Linked DNA regions of Homo sapiens: regions 1, 2, 3, 4, 6 and 7 are each linked to region 5. Evidence: chromatin contacts called from ENCODE Hi-C or POLR2A ChIA-PET data. All regions are on one chromosome and are shown on one strand. Each heading gives the region's core, a stretch centred on a gene start or an enhancer-like site at or near the end of the contact. The rest is flanking DNA. Distances are from core to core; before and after follow the strand shown.

Evidence for each region. A loop is a pair of places that touch in the nucleus more often than their neighbours do. ChIA-PET counts read pairs that join two places held with the same protein, here RNA polymerase II (POLR2A). Pooled maps may share reads with other maps.
Region 1: a loop to region 5 is called in a map of CD4-positive, alpha-beta T cell, with 5 times the contacts of the local background. The contact joins the enhancer-like site here to the promoter of CFAP20 in region 5. A Hi-C loop is called at or near these places in 1 of 168 maps with a recorded cell type or tissue (CD4-positive, alpha-beta T cell) and 6 of 50 pooled maps. POLR2A ChIA-PET finds 5 or more read pairs at or near these places in 1 of 52 experiments (WTC11).
Region 2: a loop to region 5 is called in a map of CD4-positive, alpha-beta T cell, with 9 times the contacts of the local background. The contact joins the promoter of RSPRY1 here to the promoter of CFAP20 in region 5. A Hi-C loop is called at or near these places in 1 of 168 maps with a recorded cell type or tissue (CD4-positive, alpha-beta T cell), 1 of 37 single-sample maps with no recorded cell type and 11 of 50 pooled maps. POLR2A ChIA-PET finds 5 or more read pairs at or near these places in 1 of 52 experiments (activated T-cell).
Region 3: a loop to region 5 is called in a pooled map, with 9 times the contacts of the local background. The contact joins the promoter of DOK4 here to the promoter of CFAP20 in region 5. A Hi-C loop is called at or near these places in 1 of 168 maps with a recorded cell type or tissue (CD4-positive, alpha-beta T cell), 2 of 37 single-sample maps with no recorded cell type and 9 of 50 pooled maps. POLR2A ChIA-PET finds 5 or more read pairs at or near these places in 2 of 52 experiments (B cell and naive thymus-derived CD8-positive, alpha-beta T cell).
Region 4: a map of B cell shows a loop between it and region 5 (25-fold over the local background). The contact joins the promoter of COQ9 here to the promoter of CFAP20 in region 5. A Hi-C loop is called at or near these places in 4 of 168 maps with a recorded cell type or tissue (B cell, CD8-positive, alpha-beta T cell, GM12878 and 1 more) and 11 of 50 pooled maps. POLR2A ChIA-PET finds 5 or more read pairs at or near these places in 2 of 52 experiments (activated CD4-positive, alpha-beta T cell and naive thymus-derived CD8-positive, alpha-beta T cell).
Region 6: a loop to region 5 is called in a map with no recorded cell type, with 3 times the contacts of the local background. The contact joins the promoter of CX3CL1 here to the promoter of CFAP20 in region 5. A Hi-C loop is called at or near these places in 1 of 37 single-sample maps with no recorded cell type. POLR2A ChIA-PET finds 5 or more read pairs at or near these places in 1 of 52 experiments (activated CD4-positive, alpha-beta T cell).
Region 7: a loop to region 5 is called in a map of naive thymus-derived CD4-positive, alpha-beta T cell, with 17 times the contacts of the local background. The contact joins the promoter of ARL2BP here to the promoter of CFAP20 in region 5. A Hi-C loop is called at or near these places in 2 of 168 maps with a recorded cell type or tissue (CD4-positive, alpha-beta memory T cell and naive thymus-derived CD4-positive, alpha-beta T cell), 1 of 37 single-sample maps with no recorded cell type and 14 of 50 pooled maps.

The regions. Positions count from the first base shown.
Region 1 is chr16:58,754,634-58,757,333 of GRCh38, reverse strand. It overlaps LOC107984867 (a long non-coding RNA gene), which reads right to left. Exons shown (of 3, transcript XR_001752227.2): 2 at 1,156-1,358. Among named protein-coding and RNA genes, the nearest start is that of GOT2, 22 kb to the right of the region's middle. RefSeq lists a silencer at 635-929. Within about 2 kb of position 1,258, at least 2 of the 41 ENCODE cell types and tissues checked have a DNase peak (open chromatin) inside an H3K27ac peak, as active enhancers do.
Region 2 is chr16:57,185,042-57,187,741 of GRCh38, reverse strand. It overlaps RSPRY1 (ring finger and SPRY domain containing 1), which reads right to left and starts at 1,413. Exons shown (of 15, transcript NM_133368.3): 1 at 1,291-1,413. It overlaps PSME3IP1 (proteasome activator subunit 3 interacting protein 1), which reads left to right and starts at 1,703. Exons shown (of 7, transcript NM_024946.4): 1 at 1,703-1,921. RefSeq lists enhancers at 73-717, 2,029-2,078 and a silencer at 1,119-1,328.
Region 3 is chr16:57,485,043-57,487,742 of GRCh38, reverse strand. It overlaps DOK4 (docking protein 4), which reads left to right and starts at 1,250. Exons shown (of 9, transcript NM_018110.5): 1 at 1,250-1,438. RefSeq lists a silencer at 1,070-1,369 and an enhancer at 1,201-1,997.
Region 4 is chr16:57,446,213-57,448,912 of GRCh38, reverse strand. It overlaps COQ9 (coenzyme Q9), which reads right to left and starts at 1,434. Exons shown (of 9, transcript NM_020312.4): 1 at 1,335-1,434. The coding sequence starts at 1,407. It overlaps CIAPIN1 (cytokine induced apoptosis inhibitor 1), which reads left to right and starts at 1,528. Exons shown (of 9, transcript NM_020313.4): 1 at 1,528-1,571. RefSeq lists an enhancer at 1,322-1,616.
Region 5 is chr16:58,127,979-58,130,678 of GRCh38, reverse strand. It overlaps CFAP20 (cilia and flagella associated protein 20), which reads left to right and starts at 1,298. Exons shown (of 6, transcript NM_013242.3): 1 at 1,298-1,647. The coding sequence starts at 1,564. It overlaps LOC101927556 (a long non-coding RNA gene), which reads right to left and starts at 1,795. Exons shown (of 4, transcript NR_188516.1): 1 at 1,016-1,795. RefSeq lists silencers at 274-511, 1,634-1,773 and enhancers at 192-1,112, 1,404-1,573, 1,113-2,034.
Region 6 is chr16:57,371,131-57,373,830 of GRCh38, reverse strand. CX3CL1 (C-X3-C motif chemokine ligand 1) reads right to left here and starts at 1,341. Exons shown (of 3, transcript NM_002996.6): 1 at 1,193-1,341. The coding sequence starts at 1,262.
Region 7 is chr16:57,243,893-57,246,592 of GRCh38, reverse strand. It overlaps ARL2BP (ARF like GTPase 2 binding protein), which reads right to left and starts at 1,334. Exons shown (of 6, transcript NM_012106.4): 1 at 1,188-1,334; 2 at 452-513. The coding sequence starts at 1,225. It overlaps LOC124903697 (a long non-coding RNA gene), which reads left to right. Exons shown (of 2, transcript XR_007065082.1): 2 at 1-778. RefSeq lists silencers at 936-1,145, 1,236-1,615.

The sequences.
Region 1 (2,700 bases), core at 9-2,508, 630 kb before region 5:
CAATTAACACATACCCATGTTAGCATTTCTAAATTTAAAAATGTAAACAGGAGAGTGGATGTGGACCTTTTTTGGTTCAGTAAGTATAAAAGTCTATGTTATAAAGATCTGGATTTTTTTCCCTAAGTAAACAATGTAGAGCAGAGTGAACGGGTTTATCAAGGGCTTGGATAGATGACCTTAAGTGGCTTGGCATTGTGTAAAGTTTCTATAAAGTTAAAAATAAATACGACAGGGCCGGGCACGGTGGCTCATGCCTATAATTCTAGTACTTTGGGAGGCCAAGGCAGGTGGATCAGAGGTCAGGAGTTTGAGATCAGCCTGGCCAACATGGTAAACCCCCACTCTACTAAAAAATACAAAAAAATTAGCCGGGTATTGGGGTGGGCACCTGTAATCCCAACTACTCGAAAAGCTGAGGCAGGAGAATCGCTTGAACCCAGGAGGCAGAGGTTGCAATGAGCTGAGATCTCACCATTGCACTCCAGCCTGGGGGACAAAAGCAAAATCCCATCTCAAAAAAAATAAAAATAAAAATAAACAAATAAACATGACATACATTTTACTCCAGAATACATCTACCTTTGTTCAGTTTATACAATTTTTAAATTGCTTTCTGGTGCAATCACCTAATTCTCTTTGAAAAGCAGAATCTGGCCTGCTGAGAAGCCAGATAAAAGGCTCAGCCCTTGAAGCCATCATTCTGCAGGAAGCATCCTGAGACTTCTACCACGAGATGGCAGCCGCTGCCTAGAGATGCTACAACCAGCCGAGGCCACCTCCGTAACACCTCGCAATAAGCTCACAGAATACTAGAGGGCCCTGAGAACTGTTGGTAGGGGCAGGGGCTGCATCCGAAAACATCTCCTGGTCAGGGGCCGTCCTCCCCATGCAACAACAGGTACACACTCCCGCCCTCATTCACTTCAAGAGTCCTGTTATCTTCCACACAGCTGTGCCTATTATACATACGCACACATACACATGCACATAACCACCCTGCACAAGATGTCCAAGCTGAGAAAACGCTCCTGAACTACCAGATCTCAAGGTTCAGAGGGATCTTGCATCTATCTGTTCCTTACTTCCTATTTTAAACACAGAAGTCACTGGAGATCGAGCACATTCAATAACAGTTTTAGTGGCAGGACTTACCAGACCTCATTGTCAACCGGGGCGCCAGTCAGTGGAGGATGAACTCCACACATCCAGGAACTGGAGGAAACCACAACCCATGAAGAGCTGGTGTTGACAGAGCGCCGCTCACACCAGGCTCTGTGACGTAACTTGATTCCCTTTTTCACTTCAGGAAACTGATTTTCAGCGCAGTAATCACCTCTCCATTGTCATACAATTACCTAGTGGTAGAAAAGAGATTCAAAGCCAAATGTGTCTAATTCCAAACCCCATTCTTTCTCCTGCTCCAGCATTTTCTAAAATACTGGAAAACCAAGAATGTCCAGTTATCTGAGAAGAATTTAGTGTCACTTGCAATTTTTCTTCTTTTTACCAATAATCCAGTCAAATTACACCAAGAATTTTGCCAAGTGCTAAATAGTAATTGTCCTACCAAAGACAAGCCATAGCTGAGTGGAACATCGAATTCTAGTCAACGTGAATTCTCAAAGGTATTGCATAAAATGGCGTTTTCTGTAATCACAATAGTGCCTAAAATGCCTCAACACCACATATACTTTTTAAAAATTATATAAAAATTGCCACATTCTCAAAAAGGTTAATAAATAAACTGTGCACTCTTAGGGGTTTTTTGTTGTTGTTTGGTGGTTTGTTTTTGAGACAGAATCTCGCTTTGTCGCTCAGGCTGAAGTGCAGTGGTGCGATCTCAGCTCACTGCAACCTCCACCTCCAAGGTTCAAGCAATTCTCATGCCTCAGCCTCCCAAGTAGCTGGGATTATAGGAGCCTGCCACCACCACACCCAGCTAACTTTTGTATTTTTAGTAGAGACAGGGTTTCACCATGTTGGTCCGGTTGGTCTCAAACTCCTAACCTCAAGCAATCCACCCACATCAGCCTCCCAAAGTGCTAGTGCTAGGATTACAGGCATGAGCCACCATGCCTGTAAAAAACGCCCGGCCAGGATTCCTTTTTCACATATGCTACTGCTGGCCACAGGCCATTATCATCAACACACCAATATGTGCTTGAGTTGTATTAATAAAAGGATAAAGTTCAAAACAATGGAAGTGATCATCTCACTCTACTTGCCTAGGTCAGACATCTCCTGTGGTGCTAAATTCTTTTTTATATTTTTTTAATTTAATTTTTTTTAAACCAAACAAGCAGCAGCGATGTGGTTCTAAATTCTTATCACGACATTTTAATGTTTTGTTAGCCAGAGAAGAGAGATTAGGAGGGCAGGGGCTACAGACCAGATAGCCCCAGGTCCTCAGCTGTTTCTCATGCCATGGGCTAAAGAAGAGATTATTAAAACACTAACACCTGTATTCAAATAGGCAGGGTTTTGTTTCTTTTTTTCTCCTGGCTCTAATGATCAGATACAGGCCTATGAATAGAAGGTACAGATAGAGTTTATCTCACCATAAGGTAGAGCACTGTCACACCCAACACTGTCTCACAATGAAATAGGTGGCCTGGTGAGGCCATCAATAAATATTTGATGAACTTGACAGCAGCAGGAGGCAGACAAATCCCTAGGCAGACATGAGCAGGTCCCCAG
Region 2 (2,700 bases), core at 164-2,663, 940 kb after region 5:
GTACAATATGGCTCCCAGCACTCCGCAGGTGACAGACAACGACTGTATTAATCCCACCCCTTACCTCTACATACTACTTTACATTTTAGAAAGTGCCTTCACTTTTATTCCTCAACAGCAACCCGTTTGGTGGTAGAATCACACTAACTTACGTTCACGCAGCTTGTAATTTGTACTTTCACATACTGCGCTGGTTATTTTACAGTAGAGACTTAAGGAGGTTAAGTCACTCCACTAAGCAAGAACAGATGGTAGGTAAAGGGCCTGGAAAACTGCGGGATTCTACTCAGTCGATAACAGACACTTCTAACCCTTCAAAGTTCAAAGTACAACACTCCAGGGGGAGCAACCTCTCTCAGAGAACTATACAAGACAGGACCTCGGAGTCTCAGCCGACCGCCTCGGTCTCAGTCGGTTTCCCTCCCCAAAGACGGGGAAAGTGAGGCAGCAGGAGAGACAAATGCCTAATTTGGACTCACGCAAGGGGTGTTGGTGGGATAGACTCTCCCCACCCCACTCGGGCAATAAGCCCGGAAGCAGTTGGATCCTGTGTCTGGGACACCTGGTCGATCTACAGAGAGAGGGAATAATTCCCGTTTCCCTTTCACTACTCCCCACTCTGGCTTTCCTGTGGATGGAGGTGTCTTCTTCCCATCACCGCCCAGAAATCCCCTCTCCCCAAGGTCCTTACCCAATTTTCAGCTCCGGCTTCCGTAGTAGGACATTCCGCTAGTTCTAGCTCCTGCTTCCTAGCCCCATTCTCTCTCTATCCCAAGGCGTTTCTAAATCTCCCCGGGGAGGTATGCCTCATCCGTGCCACCTAGACCGTAAACTCCACAAAAAGAACCCTCCTAAAGCGTCCCTTCATCTACCCTTTCTATCCCGGGCACCCCTGAGTAGGTCAGGACCCCATCGGTACCAGGAGCCACCCCAGGAGATAGATAGCTGCCTCTCACCTGGGCCCTGTTAGCCGCAGCCTCCTCAGAAGGGCGACCCCCAAGAACCTCTTCTGGTGAGGACCCCCGAAAGAGGGAACACCCTCTTCTAGGAACCTCTTCAGATCCCTCAAGCGCGGGCCTCGGTGGAAAACCTCTCGGCTGTTTCTCAGGTTCTGACCAACGCCACCTCTCTCCCGGGCCCTTTCCAGAGCCTACCCCGGCCCCAGTCCGGTCCGCCCGCCCCAGGCTCGAGCGGCTGTTCCCCTCCCTCACAGACGTCCCCAACCCTCAGACTCCCTCCCGTTCCGCGTGCCCAGGGCTCAGAGCAGCGCGGTCGGGCTGTGGCACTGACTTTCTCTACCTCCCGGGCCCACCGGAGGGAGGGGGCGGCGGCGGCGGCGCGACTCCTTTGTGACAGGTCCGAGAGAACGGCAAAGATGGACGCGAGGCCACGGCGCTGCCATTACGCGCAGAGCCCACCCCCGCTTCGTACCGCCCCAGCCCTCCCTCAGTCCCCTAGGAAACGCCCCTTCCTCGGTGGCAAGCCCTCTCCTTGACAGCCAATCACCTTTCAAAAATCGTGTCACGTGATCAGCGGGACCGGCCCGCCCTCCAGGCGCAGACTGGCCAGTCCTCATCCTGAGGCGTGAATGGCCCAATCAAGTCTCTCCGGCTCGTTTTCAGGGTACCGGATTTCCATCGGGCTCCCGGGGAGGAAGAGCTCCGCGGATTGGGTTACGTCGCCGGAAGTGGGGCGGGACTCTATTGTGGCGGTGAGGAACAGGAAGCCCTGAAGGGTCAAAAGAAATACAAAAGCAAAGGCTATTTTCTTTTTTTTTTTCTTTCTTTCATTCATTCCTTCCTCTGTTTCTTTCTTTCTTCCTTTCATTTTTTTTTCTTTTTTAAGAGCGAGCGGCTCTGCGGTGGCGGTTTGGGGTGGGCGCCGCCGAGGTGAGGTCGTCTCGCCTCCCGCGCGCCGGTAGGTGAGTGCGGCCTCGGTCCTGGCCTGGCGGCGACACCTGGGTTCCAGCTTCCTTACGGAAGAGATGAGCTGCGGCTGCTGTTAGGGTTAGGGCCAGGCCTGTTCTCAGTCCGCGCACCCGCTCCTTGTCCGGAGTAGCCGAAGCCTGGGGCTTGCGGGCCCAGCCTGAGGGGAGCTGAGGGTGCCCGCGGGAAGGCATCTGGGTCGCGGCGAGGACCCTTTCAGGCGGGCCCAACACTGCCGGGCGTTTAATGGGGTTTCCCCAATTTTCTGCTAGGTAGGGCCACCCAGGTTTCAAGTGAGTAGCAGGCTCCGTTCCAGAGGTCTTGGAACAGGTCCAGGTTACTCACTCGGATGTGCGGCGTCTGGTTGGAAATGGTTGAATCCCAGAATGGCAGTGCAGGATGGGAAGCACATTTATTGTGTGCCATGTACCAGTTGCTGTGCCAAGCGAATTTTCTATTACGGAAAACAAGCCAGCTGGCCCGTTTTGCAGAAAACTTAAGAAACAAAGAGAGTTGAAGCGTCATGCTTGAGAGTTGGTGGTCCTTGTGACTGTCAGTCCACACAGAGGAAAGGGGGAGACCTGTTTGTTCGTAGTCGTGGTTCTTTAATGTTAGTGGAAAACAAGATCTCCTGGGGCCCTTTTAAAATGCAGTTTCTCAGACTCCCGCACGCTCGGGTAGCCCGACTGGTTAGTTCAGGAGTGGGACCCAAGAAGCCAGATGCGAGCCTGGTGATCGGAATTCCCGATGACCTCTTGCCTACCACCTGTGACAT
Region 3 (2,700 bases), core at 1-2,500, 640 kb after region 5:
CTTGGCCATGGGCCTGGGGCTGGTTAGCTCAGGCTGATCACAGACACCACAATGACCATCAGGGAAATTTTCAGACATCCAGAGGCAGCCTCCTTTTAAGCTCCCTGGGCAAGGCTGAGGCCCAGGCGTCTCCGGGGCAGGGGCATGCATTCCATGGGTGGGTGTTGGGATCCTTGGTCCCTCACTGCTTTAGGCCTATTCCTCTGAGACACCTGGACAGTAGCTGGATGTGGAGGTATTTTCATTTCTCAGGATTTTGGCTGTTCAGGTGGCCTATTGTTTTGTTTTGTATATATGGTCTAAAGCAGTGGTTCTCACACATTCGTGTGCATCAGAATCACCTGGCCTGTTAAAACACACATTTCTGCTGGAAACCCCCAAAAATTCTGATTTCATAGGTCTGAGTAGGGCAGGGAATTTGCATTTCTAACAAGTTTCAAGGTGATGGGAAGCTTCTGGTCCAGGGACTACACTTTGAGAAGCCCTGGTGTAAAAAGGTACAGACGTGAAAACCAGAGGGGGGACAGCTCCTCCCCAGAGGAGGCACTGGGCAACTTCTCTTGTCCCTGCCTGGCACAGCTGAGGCCTGTGACTGGGGATTCCGACAGATCAGTGAGTCAACCACTGCACAGGCCCGAAGGGCAGAGGTGAGGGGGTTGGGGGCTGGGTGGGGGCAGCAATGAAGGGGAATGAAGTTTGAGCTTGAGGGCAAAGTCTCAGGGGGACCTAGAATGGGAGAACTGGATGTTTTGAGGGTGGAGAGGAGACCAGGGAAGACAGAGGTGCTGGTGCGGCTACTTGAGGAGGGGTAGCAGAGGAGGTCACTGTGGGGCTGGGAGAGCTGGGCTGTGAGGGCCCAGAGAGTCATGATGGGGTTAGGGGAGCAATGGGTGTGTATGTGATTCCTGAAGAAGTGAAGGAATTGAGATATGGGGGCTGGGAGCTGATGTGGCGTATGGGTGTGTATGTGATTCCTGAAGAAGTGAAGGGGTTGAGATGTGGGGGCTGGGAGCTGATGTGGAGTTCAGCTTTCAGGGGCTGAGAGGCCATGTGGGCTTTGGGGCCCAGGGAGGGGCGGTGGGAATGAGCTGGGGGTACCGGGGGCGACCTGAAGCGGGTGCGGGGGTGCCAGGGCGCCAGGGCAGAATCGCGCGTCCCGCGGCTCGGAGGAATACGGCGGGGGCCGGCCGCCAGGGCGGGGCAGGGGGCGGGGCGCAGCGGCGAGACCTGGCGGAGGGGGGAGCGGAGCGGAGTCCCAGCCGGAGCCCCAGCCGGAGCCCGATCCCTAGCCCTGCGGCCGCGCCTCCCTCGCCGTCCCCGCCTGGAGCCCGGCGCCGCCGCCGCCCTGCCGCCCCCGCCAGCCGCGCCGTGACGCGGGCATGAGCCTGCTCCGCGGCGCCGCTGAGCAGGCGCTCCTGGCCCGGGCCTCGGCGCCCAGGTAAATTGGGGGGCGTGAGGCAGGGAGGGGGACATAGGCCGCCCAGAGCCTGCAAGAGTCTCGGCGACTCCCACCCCTGAGGACCCTCAGTCACTTCCTGAACCTGAGGACGCTCCGTCCCATGGGACCTTCCTACTCTCGGGTGGGGAGCTTAGAGACCCGCCCCCCAAAAGCCAGTGCCTGGGCCCTGAAACTCCCTGCGCTCTCTCCACCCGCAGCTTTCCTCTCCGGGGGAGCCCAGGTCGCGAGCTGACCTCACCCGCACCCACACAAACCTCATCCGAGCAACCCAGGCCCTGCGCTCCCGGGCCTGCCCCCCCGGAAGGGGCATAACCCAGCCCCTGGCAGCTCCCAACCTTCTCTCTGCCTTCCTGCTCCTCCCCGGGGCCTCCTGTTCGCTCACCTCCTCCAAATTCCAAGAGATGATTTTCTGTACCCCAGCTGGCCCCCACTGCCGACCCCCTCCTGCCTATGGGGTTTCTCCCCACAGCCCAAACTCATGGCCAGCTGCCTCCTGTCCTTGAACCTTTCTCCATTGGCCCCCAAGGTCCTGTCCACCTTCTCCCCCAGGGCCCGCAAGGCCCTAGATCCAGTTACATGCTTTCTATTACTGAAAAGGGGCATGAGCCGAGGCTGGGCACCTGGGTGATGTGGCAGAGCAGGGGCTCTGTGCAGCCTGCCTGCCCCAAGCCATGGGGACACGTCAGTTGCTGGGGCGCTTCCGCTTGGATGGAGGGTGTGGGTTGGAGGGGTCTGATGGCCAGGGCAGCGAGGGGCCTGGCAGTATCTCTAGGAGACTCCACTTGGGCAGTGTGAGGTGGGCTTGCTTAGGGCAGGTTCTTTCCTGGACCCTTTCAGAGGGATGTGGCGCTGGTACAGGCTCTTCCTGCCCCCACCCCCAACTCTGATCCCAGGAGCTGTGCCTCCTCTCCCCAGTTGCTTGCCTTGCTGTGCTGGTACTGGTTACTCCCAGCACTTCCCTCCTGGGCAGGGCAGCAGGGCTGGGCATGACCTCACCCCACAACCCTGGCCAAGGTGGGGCCGCCCAACTAGGCCTGGCCTCGATGTCAGCAGCATGCTCTTCCCTGAGGCAGCTCTGAACCAAACTGCGGGTCTTGGGCACAGCTGGTTCTCCAGTAACAACAGCCTGCTGGCCATGCCAGTCAGCGCTGAGACCCAGGAGCTGGGAGCCCACTGTGGCTCACGCACCTCTGGAAGCTGAGCCAGGTCCAGCCAGATGGAGGCTGGTGGTGGTGGAAGAA
Region 4 (2,700 bases), core at 185-2,684, 680 kb after region 5:
CATAAAAAAAATACTATTCTGTTGCTAGACAACTGGACTGTTTCTGTGTTTGGCTACTATGAATAAAATTGCTATGAATATACTTGTACTAACTTTTTTGTAGACACATACCTTCATTTCTCTTGGTGGATTTGCGGGGTCATAGACATTACTTTTACTACACATCTTTAGTTTGGAATTTTGTATAAATACAACAAAAGGGGGCTAGGCGGTGGCTCATACCTGTAATCCCAACACTTTGGGAGGCTGAGGCAGGCAGATAACTTGAGGTCAGGAGTTTTGGACTAGCCTGGCCAACATGGTGAAACCCCGTCTACTAAAAATAAAAAATTAGCTGGGCATGGTGGCACAACCCCAGCTACTAGGAAGGCTGAGGCAGGAGAATCACTTGAACCCAGGAGGTAGAGGCTGCAGTGAGCCGAGATTGTACCACTGCACTCCAGCCTGGGTGACAGAGTGAGACTCTGTCTCAACAACAAAATTAAGCCAAGTAGGGTGGCACGCACTTGTAGTCCCAGCTCCTTGGGAGGCTGAGGAGCCAGACCCTGTCTCAGAAAAAAAAAAAAAAGAAAAAAAAGAAACAGAATAGTATGTGCCAAAATATCAATATTTTAATACATGTACTGAAAGATACGGCACAAATATCCGCAAAACTTTGAAAAGGAAGGAGCAGATGCAAAGTATGACTGTAGTACCACTGAGGGTCATGAGAAGATTTTAGGTGAAATACAGGTGAACGTTTCATCAGTTATGTATGTATGCTAAAGTGTTAATGCATACGTTCTAATTAAGGAAGGCGATATTAGTTTTCCATTTATGACAATGATATAAAGTTTCCTCTTTAAGAACTCCTATTTAAAAATAAAAATACTGAGTACATAGTGGCAAAGGTGGTAAGAGAGTATCACAGAATTCGTGAAGTGGTGAGGAAACGGCTGGCTTTCGGGAAACAATGGACTAGGCTCTCTGTGGCCGTGTCCACCTGTCCTTCCAGTGGACTTGGCAATGGACTTGAGAATGGGTCTGCGACTGCCAGTTCTGTAACCAACAGGCTCAGGCTGCGTGACTTTCGTACCCCGAGCCCTCTCTGAGGCTCTGCCAACTCCATGAAATGGGGGTGACAGGCCCTGCCCCGCTGCATCTGCCCCTCACAGACAGCGGAGCAGGGCCGAAGCTAGCCAGGCGGCTCGCCCGAGCCCGCGCCGATGCCCTTCACCTCACCTTGCTCGTGGGCCGCCCCAACGGCCTCTTCCCCCCACCGTCGAACCCAGCTGAAGCCGGCCTCGCGCCCCCTCCGCGCTCCCCGCCTCTCCCCGGCTTGGCAGCCCCCTCACCGGGCAGGCATCGCAGCTGCAGGAGCCTCCAGCCCGCCCGGCCAAGCGCACCAGATACCGCCGCCGCCGCCATTTTGGAAGCGGGCACGTCGCCCACGGCGACGCGACCGGTAGCTACGGGACCACGGCCCTAAGGAGGGCGGAAGTCGTCGCTCCGTGGAGCCTCCTCCTCTCGCGAGAGGCGCAAGGCGTGGAGTCGACGGCTGGAGAGAAGCCGGGAGCGAGCCCAGGCGGCAGGTGAGAGTGGTGGGGGCCAGCTGAGCGCCAGAGCTCCCTCAACTGTCCCCTCCCGGCCCACCCTCGTTCCCACATCCTCTCATTTTCTCTTCCCACCCCGTTCCTCGATGGGAACGCAGCCACGGCCGCCCCGCTGAAAGCCCCGGCTGGTTTATTCCTGAGAAGTCGGTGTGAGGGGCCAGGGCCGGCCCTAACCTCCCTGGGGTCCTGACTGGGAATTTCTGCCGTTCCCCGGCTGCCTCGTCCCTTGCGCAGCCGGCCCTACTCTGAGGCCCCGGGGACACCACGCTGAGGAGAAACGGCTCCGAGCTTGGGATCGGGGAGACCTGGTTCTGAGACCCGGTCCTACCAGTAGCCAATCGTTGTGACCTTGGGCCTCAGTCCCCGTGACGTTTTGGTCCCTGGGGGTTCCTGGCAGCAAAGCACGAAAGCCTTGGAGTCGGGGGGTACCTGAGCTCACGATTGTAATTTCGAACCTGCAACTTGTCCGAACCCCCAGCGTGTTGAGTTGATATAATTAAGTATCCAGATCGGAAGGATGCTTGTTACTAGAACAGACAGCTAGGCCTTTGTCCAGAAGGATTGATTGAGTGGGTCTGGGTGTGGTCCAGGAATCTCATTTTAACCACTCCCTCGGGTGATTTGTAGGATCTGCAAGTTCGGGAAAGGCTGGTGCCCTTCATTCTGACATTACTGAGTGCCAAGCTCTGGATGGCTCAAGGAGGTCACGGTCTAGCCACTAACAGAGCACTTCACGGGGGTGTCATCAGAGAAGGCTTAGTAGGAAGAAGTAAACGGTTTTTGGGCTAAGAGTAACTGACGACAAGAGCATGTGATTCTGTCGATTTTGTGTTTGCAGTCAGACCCCATCATTGTGTCTGTTAAAGTTGTGCTTTGCACACCCCTTGTCAAATCTAGTCTTTTCAGAATATCCGGCTCCCCCCTGCACGGGTGCGGGGAAGACCTCCTAAGCCAAAACTTACCCCAAAGGTTAAAATTTTAGATCCATATTTCTGGTTTTAGGTAAAACACTCCTCTCCATAAGGATTTGTTTCTGAGTTCTATCCATCCATCTTTGAATGAGCCTTTCCTGTGGAAACTAACATTTGGGTATCCTTTCTGAAACCCT
Region 5 (2,700 bases), core at 49-2,548:
GGATTGCAGGCGTGAGCCACCGCGCCCAGCCGTATTAATTTTTATTTTTATTTTTCAGAGACTGTGTTGCCCAGGCTGGAGTGTAGACCAGCCTGAGTTTGAGACCAGCCTGAGCAACACAGTGCAACCCTGTCTCTACAAAAACAAAAAATTAACGCAGGCATGGTGGCCCACGCTTGTAGTCAGCTACTCTGGAGACTGGGTGGAAGGATAGGCTGAGCAGGGGAGGTCGAGGCTGCAGTGAGCCATGATCGCGCCACTGCACTCCAGCCTAGGTGACAGAGCGAGATCCTGTCTCAAAAATAAATAAACAAATAAATAATAAAATAAAAATCAGCTGTTGGTTCAACTCAACTTTCTTAATTTTGTTTATGAATGTCTGCCTTTATCTTAATGTTCAGGATTATTTATTTATTTGAGACCGGGTTTCGCTCTGTCGCCCAGGCTGGAGTGCAGTGGCGTGGTCTCGGCTCACTGCAGTCTCCTCCTCCCGGGCTCAAGGGATCATCCCACCTCAGCCCCCCAAGTAGCTGGGATTACAGGCGCGCGCCACCACGCCCGGCTGATTTTTGTATTTTTTTGTAGAGGAAGGGTCTCGCTTTTTTGCCCAGGCTGGTCTTGAACTCCTGGACTCAAGCGATCCGCCTGCCTCGGCCTCCCAAGGTGCTGGGATTTCGGCCGTGAGCCACCGCGCCCGGCCTAATCATGTTCGGGCTTTCTTATTTTCTAATCAATGTATTTAAGGCGATACATTTTCCTCAGAGTGTCGCTTTGACTGCATGCCACAATGTGAATAATGACAGGCAGGGATGTATATTAGGCGCTTATCACAGTTAGTGCTGAATATTGGTTAGTTCCCTTTAACCTTATCCTGTACTTGGCCGACAAGCATGTGTTGGGCGTCCGCCCGACGCCAAGAAGCTCTTTTTCAAAGCCGCTTTCCCTGCGCAGCCCCTGTTCTCCCGCGCGGGCAACTACTCCCGGCCTGGCCGTCACGCCCCCTCACGTCACTCACCGCCCCGCCACGTTCTCATGACACCACGCAGGTGCCAGCAACGAACTCCAGAACCCTCCGTGCCCTTCCGCTTTTCCAAAGGCATCTCTGGGACGACGGCAAGAAAAATAGTTCCTTGACAACTGAGCTCTTTTCAGGAGGAGGCGGGACCAGGCGGGACTTACAGGCGGAACGAAACGGAAGTCCGTGGTCCTTGTAACGGGATTGGGCCCCGCGCTCCCGGGGGGCGGGCTCAGATGGGCGGAGGGATTCATTTTAAGCAACGGGCGGCCCTCCGCCTCCATTGAAGGCGGGGAAATACCGCGGCGCGGACGGTAGTTGCTGTGGTTTCCGTTCTGAGCTCGCAGCTTAGGAGCTGAAGATCGCGGACTTAGCGTTGCCGCGTCCGAGTCCGGCCATCAGTGGCTGCAGATCCGGAGGCCAGGAGCTCAACCACCCTTCTTCGGAACAGGGCCGGCCTGCTGCTGTGCCCTCGACGCTCGGTGCCTGTATCTACTCCGGGGCCTAGGTCGGCTCCGGGGGCGGCTTAGGAGAAGGCCGCCGGCGAGATGTTCAAAAACACGTTCCAGAGCGGCTTCCTCTCCATCCTCTACAGCATCGGCAGCAAGCCTCTGCAAATCTGGGACAAAAAGGTCGGGCTAGGGGCGGCGACGGGGCGGGGTGGAGGGGCTGCACCCCCTCCTCGTCCGGGGGCTGGGGACGGGGAATGGTTGTGTCGAATTGGGGCCTGGGAGAGGCCGAGAGGACGCTGCTGTGCCTTGTCCCCAGCCTGGCGGGACTGGGGCGCGAGGTGGGGGCGTCGTGTAAGCAGCGGAGGAGGTGGGGGGGGGGCGGTGCATGTGGGTGGGCGTGGCTGAGATCTAAGTGTCCTGCAGCTGTGGTGTGGTTAGGACCGCGACCCTCGCTGCTGTCTTGACTTGGTCGGTCAGTCCATTCTTTTGAGCCACTGTTTCCCCACCAATATAATGGGGTTGATGGTGCCCATCTCGTAGCATGAAATGCACGAACTTATTTGAAGGAGCTTTGGGGATGTAAAGATGAAAGGACCTGCTATTCACGAATTCCAAATATTTACTGATATCCGTTTTTGTGCCAGGCACGGTGCTGGGCACTAGACACAGAGCCTTTGTTCAGGCACCCTTACAGAGGAGCAGACAGAAAGACTCCGGCCAAGCCAGTGATGTTTAAATTGCATTCATTTGCTCCCTTCCTCCCACTGATCCCAAATAAGTCAGAATTCAGTGGCCCTTGGCACCTGCTCCACACTCACTGTGACTTGCCTGTACTATGCCCTCGGTGCCTGATTTCTCCATCAGGAAAACTGCAGAATGCTGACAGTCAAAGTCTTGTTTGGATTAATAAACTCAGAGCCAAGTACAGGCCTCATCTTTATTCAGGCATCCACTAGATGATATGTGTTTGGCCCCACGAGATGATGAATCTGTTTTTTGCAGATGTGAAGAAAGATCTAGCTGTCTATGAATTGGTCTGCATTTTATTACTTTGGTATTTCGTTCTTCATGCAAATTCCCAGGCAATCAGCTGTACTATTTCTTGAATATAAGTTACGGGAGGCACTCCAATGTGAAATTTAAGTCATATTCTTAGTACTGCTCTCTGGGAGAATGGCGAGTGTGGGTATGCCGAATGCTGCTTTTTAGAGAGATGCATGTGGAATAATCTCA
Region 6 (2,700 bases), core at 92-2,591, 760 kb after region 5:
AACTGGGACCAGAGGAGGCAAGACCCTGCTCACGGTCACATAACAGGACTGTGGCAAAGCAGCCGCCATCTGACTCCCTGCTTTCCAGATCTCACTGTCCGCAGACACCTCAGGCTTCAGGGCCCCAGCCCAGACAGCAGGAAGCCAGCAGGAATTTGCCTCCACCACTCTCACGTGCCCACCCACCCACACACCTGCTCCCTGCCCCAGGGTGAGTTTGCTCCATGGAAATATCTGGACAGTGGGGACTACTTCTCATTCTCCCAGACTTGCTGTGTGCCCACCTTCTCTGAAGGTCACCCTGCCAGATGGTGGGGGCACTCCCTGAGGAGGGGGCTGGCTAGCGGTTCATGGAGGTGATGTGGCCCACAGAGGTGGTGAGTGTGCATCTGTGCTCTCTCCTGCATTCAGTCCCATGTGTCTTACCTTCTCCTGCCCTACTTGCTGGCTGTGCATTGTCAGGCCAGTTTCTAAACCTCTCTGGGCCTCCATCTTATCCATATCAGGTAGGATGGTTAATTATGTACCCCTACCAGGTCCTGGGCTTCAGTAAGCAAGTGACTAGAGGCAAAAGCATTTTCTACACTGTGCTTGGAGGAGGAAGACAGCATGACGGGTAGACACAGGCAGAGCAACTGGGGCTATAGACTAGCACAGCAGTGGCAAGCCCCAACCATGAGCTGCAGTGACCTTGACCTTCACTGGTCCTGGGCCCCCTAATCCTGGGGGCTTTGAAAACAGGACAGGAGAAAGTCCCAACTGTGGCCTGGCCCAGGGCCAGGGCTGCGGGTTACACATTAACGCTTGATGGAAAGAGCCAGCCACTGTCAGCCAGGGCCTCCCACCCCAGTGCCCAGCAGGAGCTTCTGCAGGCTCTCTCCACCCCCGCCCTCCTGGCACACCCACACCTGGCTCCCTTATGCCACCCACACCACCTCTCTGTGCTTCCAGGCACAGCCACTTTGCTCGCTGGGCCAGGCAGGGCGGTCGCTGGCAACTGGAAATCTGTCCAGCGCTGCATCTGGGGGAAGCGAGGTGCCCAGCCCCCTCTCGCACATCCCTGGGGAAGCGGCTGCCACCGGCCTTGAGCTTTACCCAGGCAGGGTCTGGGGCCCCTGATGTCAGGCTTGAGGGATAGACAAGGGGCTGGGGGCTCCCTACCCTGTTTGTGCCCAAGTCAAGCCCCACTTACCAGCCAGCAGGACAGTCAGATGGCAGAAGGTGGCCAAGCGGAGCAGCCACGACAGAGATATCGGAGCCATGGCTGAGGGTGGGCAAGAGTCCCGGCGGGGGCCAGGCAGGCGGCTAGAGCCAGGCGGCAGAGCTCAGTGCTGTCCCCTTGCCGCCGCCAGAGATCTGTGGCTTTTTATAATGGGGTTGGCTGCCTCCGCCTCCAGCCCCCGCAGGCAGGAGGGTGGGAGGGGAGAGGAAGGGAGCCAGTGTGCAGCCGCTGGATTCCTCAGGATGTTGCCAAGGAACCAAGCCGGCTTTGTGTCCCTGGGCTTCTCACCATCCTAGGCTTGTCATACTGGGACCTTCCCCGGGAGGCTGGACTGGGCCTGCCTGGGTACAAAGGCCTCCTCTCCTGCCACAAGCTGGGAACATGCCCTAGGATCTGGCCTGGGGCCCTTGATCCTAAGTGGGCAACACACAAAAGGCCAGCAGGCCGTGGAATAGAGAGCGGGGCGCCAAGGGGCCGGGAGAGACTCAGGGCCCCTCCATCCTGGGTCTGACAAGCTCTTCTTTGATCCAGAGAATGCCTCGCCCACATCAGGATGGACCCCTAAATTTCCCCTCTTAGAATCCCAAGCTCCTGGGGGACCTTGTTGATCTATGCATCTCCAGAGCCCAGCAGGGAGCCTGAAGTCAGCAGGGGCTTGGTGCAGGGTCTGCTGAAAGAAGGATTGAGTCCAACTTCATATGGATAGATGGGGAAACTGAGGCCCGGAGCCACCCCAGGTTATCCACAGCATCAGAGTGGAGAACTCCCCTCCCACCACCATGATGAGCAGAATGTGGACAGCTCAGGACCCAGGAGAGAGCCCTGGCCTCCCTGCCTCCACCTCCCGGTCTCCCGCTCCCTGCTTTGCACCCACTCCCACCTCTGCTCTGGCCCCTGTTAGCCCAAAGAACAAGGTGGCTGCCAACCCATCCCCGATAACTCTGTGGCTCTTGGCTCCTCAACTCTGTAGCCGTGGCTTGGATAAGGCTTGCCTCTCGTGGGGCCTGAGTTCTCTATCTGCCCAAAGAGAGCATTGGGCTAGTGCAATGGGGAGAGGGCTTCCCAGCACCGGCCCTCCAACAGGCTCTCACCGAAGGGTGCAGAGGCTTGCCAGCCTTGGGAGCACATTAGAACACAGTCTGCCTTCATGGCAGCCTTCCCTAAAGGCAGTGGCAACAATCCCTGAGACTCCAGAAGAGTCAGCAGCTCTGCCTTGGTATAGGACTGAGCTGTACTGGTGTCTCCAGGCTGCCAATCTGAGGGAAACCAGTTGTGGAGCCAGCATCCCACGCTATGAGCCAGTTGGGCTGGGCAGAGGGGCCACAGATCCCAAGGCCAGGGACCTCTCTCTCCTCAACCACCCCCCCCCGCCCCCCCACCCAACCCAATGGGCTGCCTGGTGCATGGGGTTAGGGGTTAGGAGGCTAGATACTTCTTGAAGTAGCGGAACACCCTTGGCAGGAGCCAAGGTCCACTCA
Region 7 (2,700 bases), core at 85-2,584, 880 kb after region 5:
CTGACCTCGTGATCCGCCCACCTCGGCCTCCCAAAGTGCTGGGATTACAGGCGTTAGCCACCGCACCTGGCCTGGTTTTATGTGTTTTATGGCATGAAAATGTTAAAACTCAAAACTATCTAAAATTGAAATTGCTCTTACCCTACATAAGAAATAGAGTAGATCATTATTTCCTATAGTTTTGCGAAGAACGCCACACTGCTGGTGCCCTATTAGCCTGAGTCAGTCCCTTCCAGCCTCTGAATCTATGCTTATTAGATGTTTTCAGGAGTACTGGGCTGTTTGTTTCTAAGACAAACTGCAGTAAGCCTTTACTTAAGTATTACATTGTGCTACATTAAAAATTGCAGGCAGCTTGATGTTTTCTCTTTTTAAAATTAACTCTCCAAATTGATTTCAATGTCCTTAAAGAAACAAGCAAGTCCTTAAAAACAGTATCTTAAAAGCTTACCCATGATAATGTCCTCTAAATATCCAACCACAGCATCAAATTCTGCATCAGAGGCGGAGGAGCTGAAAAACATGCCTGGATTAGGTGCTATTTCAAATAATGCATTAAAAAAATGTTTTTAGTATGGACGTTTTCAAACATGCACAAGAGAAAAAAGAGTAGCAAAACGAACTTCCCATCACCCATCTTCAACGATTAAGAATGACTGACTGATCTAGTAAGTCCAAACAGAAGAAAACACACTCGGCACGTTTGTGACATGAACGTTCAATGTCATGACTCCACTTTAATAAAAACTTGTTCTCCAGGCTCTTAGCTATCACCCCATACCTGTCTGCTTGTGAGCATGAACCCGGCACGGGCGAAACACCTGCCGGGGGGGGTCATTTGGTCAGGAGTCCGGGAGGCGGGGGCCAGGGAGGGGTGGAGGGGCCTCGGGCGCTCAACCCCTCCAGGCTTTGCTGACAGCTGAGGGTTGGCGGCTGGGGATTGTGATGGAGGCGCTGATCAACGGTGACACCCGCCTCGCACTCCTGTCCTGCGGGGCCTGAAACCTGCAGCCTTAGTACTCTACAAAAGGAAGGCCTGGAGCTGGGACGGCGCCTTGGCGGCCCCCACCCTGCCCGGCCCGGCCCGGCCCGGCCCCTAAGGACACCTGTTTTATAGGGTCAGGCCCCGGGGCGAACGCCCGCTGCCTCCGGCCCCAAGTCGCCTGCGCCCTGGAGGAGCTACTCACAAAGACAGCGCAAAGCTCTCTCCTTCTAAGGCGTCCATCGCAGTCGCCCCGAGTAGGCTCCAACCCCGCCCGCGGCCCAACTCGCATGCAGGGCGCGGCCGCCCGGCGGGGTTAAGGCCTCTCAGCCAAGGCCGCGGCCAGCTCACTGCCAGGTCGGGTCAGCGCCTGCGCGCCAGGTCCGGCCTTGGATACCCTCTGCCGCCACGCGTCGGTCCGGCCTCTACGCCCGCCTGGCCCTCTGCGCGCGCCGCCGACGCCGCAGGTCCGGGCCTCGGTGACTGCCGGAGGGGCGCGGCGCCCCGCCTCCTGTCACCATGGCCACCGCAACCCCTTCCACCGCCTCACGGCCGGCCGGCATCCAATCACAGGCGAGCGTTACCGATGCCGGGGCGGGGCAAGACAGGGAGAGGAAGTCCCGGAAGGGAGTGCGGAGGGATGCGGCGCTTCGGCGAGCACCCGTTGTGTGGGAACTCCGTCTCAAGTCGCCCCCATTGTACGGATGAAGGAATCGAAGCCACGAGCCAGAATTTCCTCACTCGCAACTCGAGAATAAATTGCGCCTCCCTGAGTGTGGAGGATTAAATAAGTAGTTTAAGGCGTGTTTAAAGAGCGCTTGTAAGTTGCCAAGTCGCTGGAGAGCCAGTCCCTTATCCCTTGAACCAGGTGATGCTGACGTCTGATTTCAAGACAGTTCCTACCCCTCGTGGAAGGAAAGCCCCATCGCAAGAAGTCGATGTCCTGTAATTTACGTTATAATCTTCGCATCATAAAGATTACTCGGCAGTAATTGGTTTCTTGACTAATTATACAAGATGAGAATTGAAGAACTATTTTGAGCCACGCAATCAGGAATCAGATACCTTTCAGGAAAAGGCCTCTTCAAAACTGCCAAACTTTGAAAAAGGATTCGTTTGAGCTGATTTCTCTTGATTGGACAACTAAGCATTGTGTCTCTTTAGTTGCATGATACCTTATGGCCAAAGTGTGGTATATGACTAGAGGAACTAGAGGGGTTTAAGGTATGAACTGAGGGTCAGGTGGCCAGTCAGAATGGGTTAGCAGACATTTTTTATTTTTTTGAGACGGAGTCTTGCTCTGTCGCCCAGGCTGGAGGGCAGTGGCACGATCTCGGCTGGCTACAACTTCCGCCTCCCAGGTTCAAGCGATTCTCGTGCCTCAGCCTCCCGAGTAGCTAGGATTACAAGTACGTGCCACTATGCCCGGCTATTTTTGAATTTTTAGTAGAGACAGGGTTTCACCATGTTGGCCAGGCTGGTCTCGAACTCCTGACCTCAGATGATCCACCTACCTTGGCCTCCAAAAGGGCTAGGATTACAGGTGTGAGCCACCACAACCGGCCTAGCAGACATCTTTGAATGGACTTAAAATAGATATCCGTGGGATCTGAAACAAAGATGGTTACAAAGACACAGTCGGGTGTGACAGCTGTGACCAAGGTGACATAAATTATTACTAATTTATTTATTTATTGAGATGGAGTTTCGCTCTTACT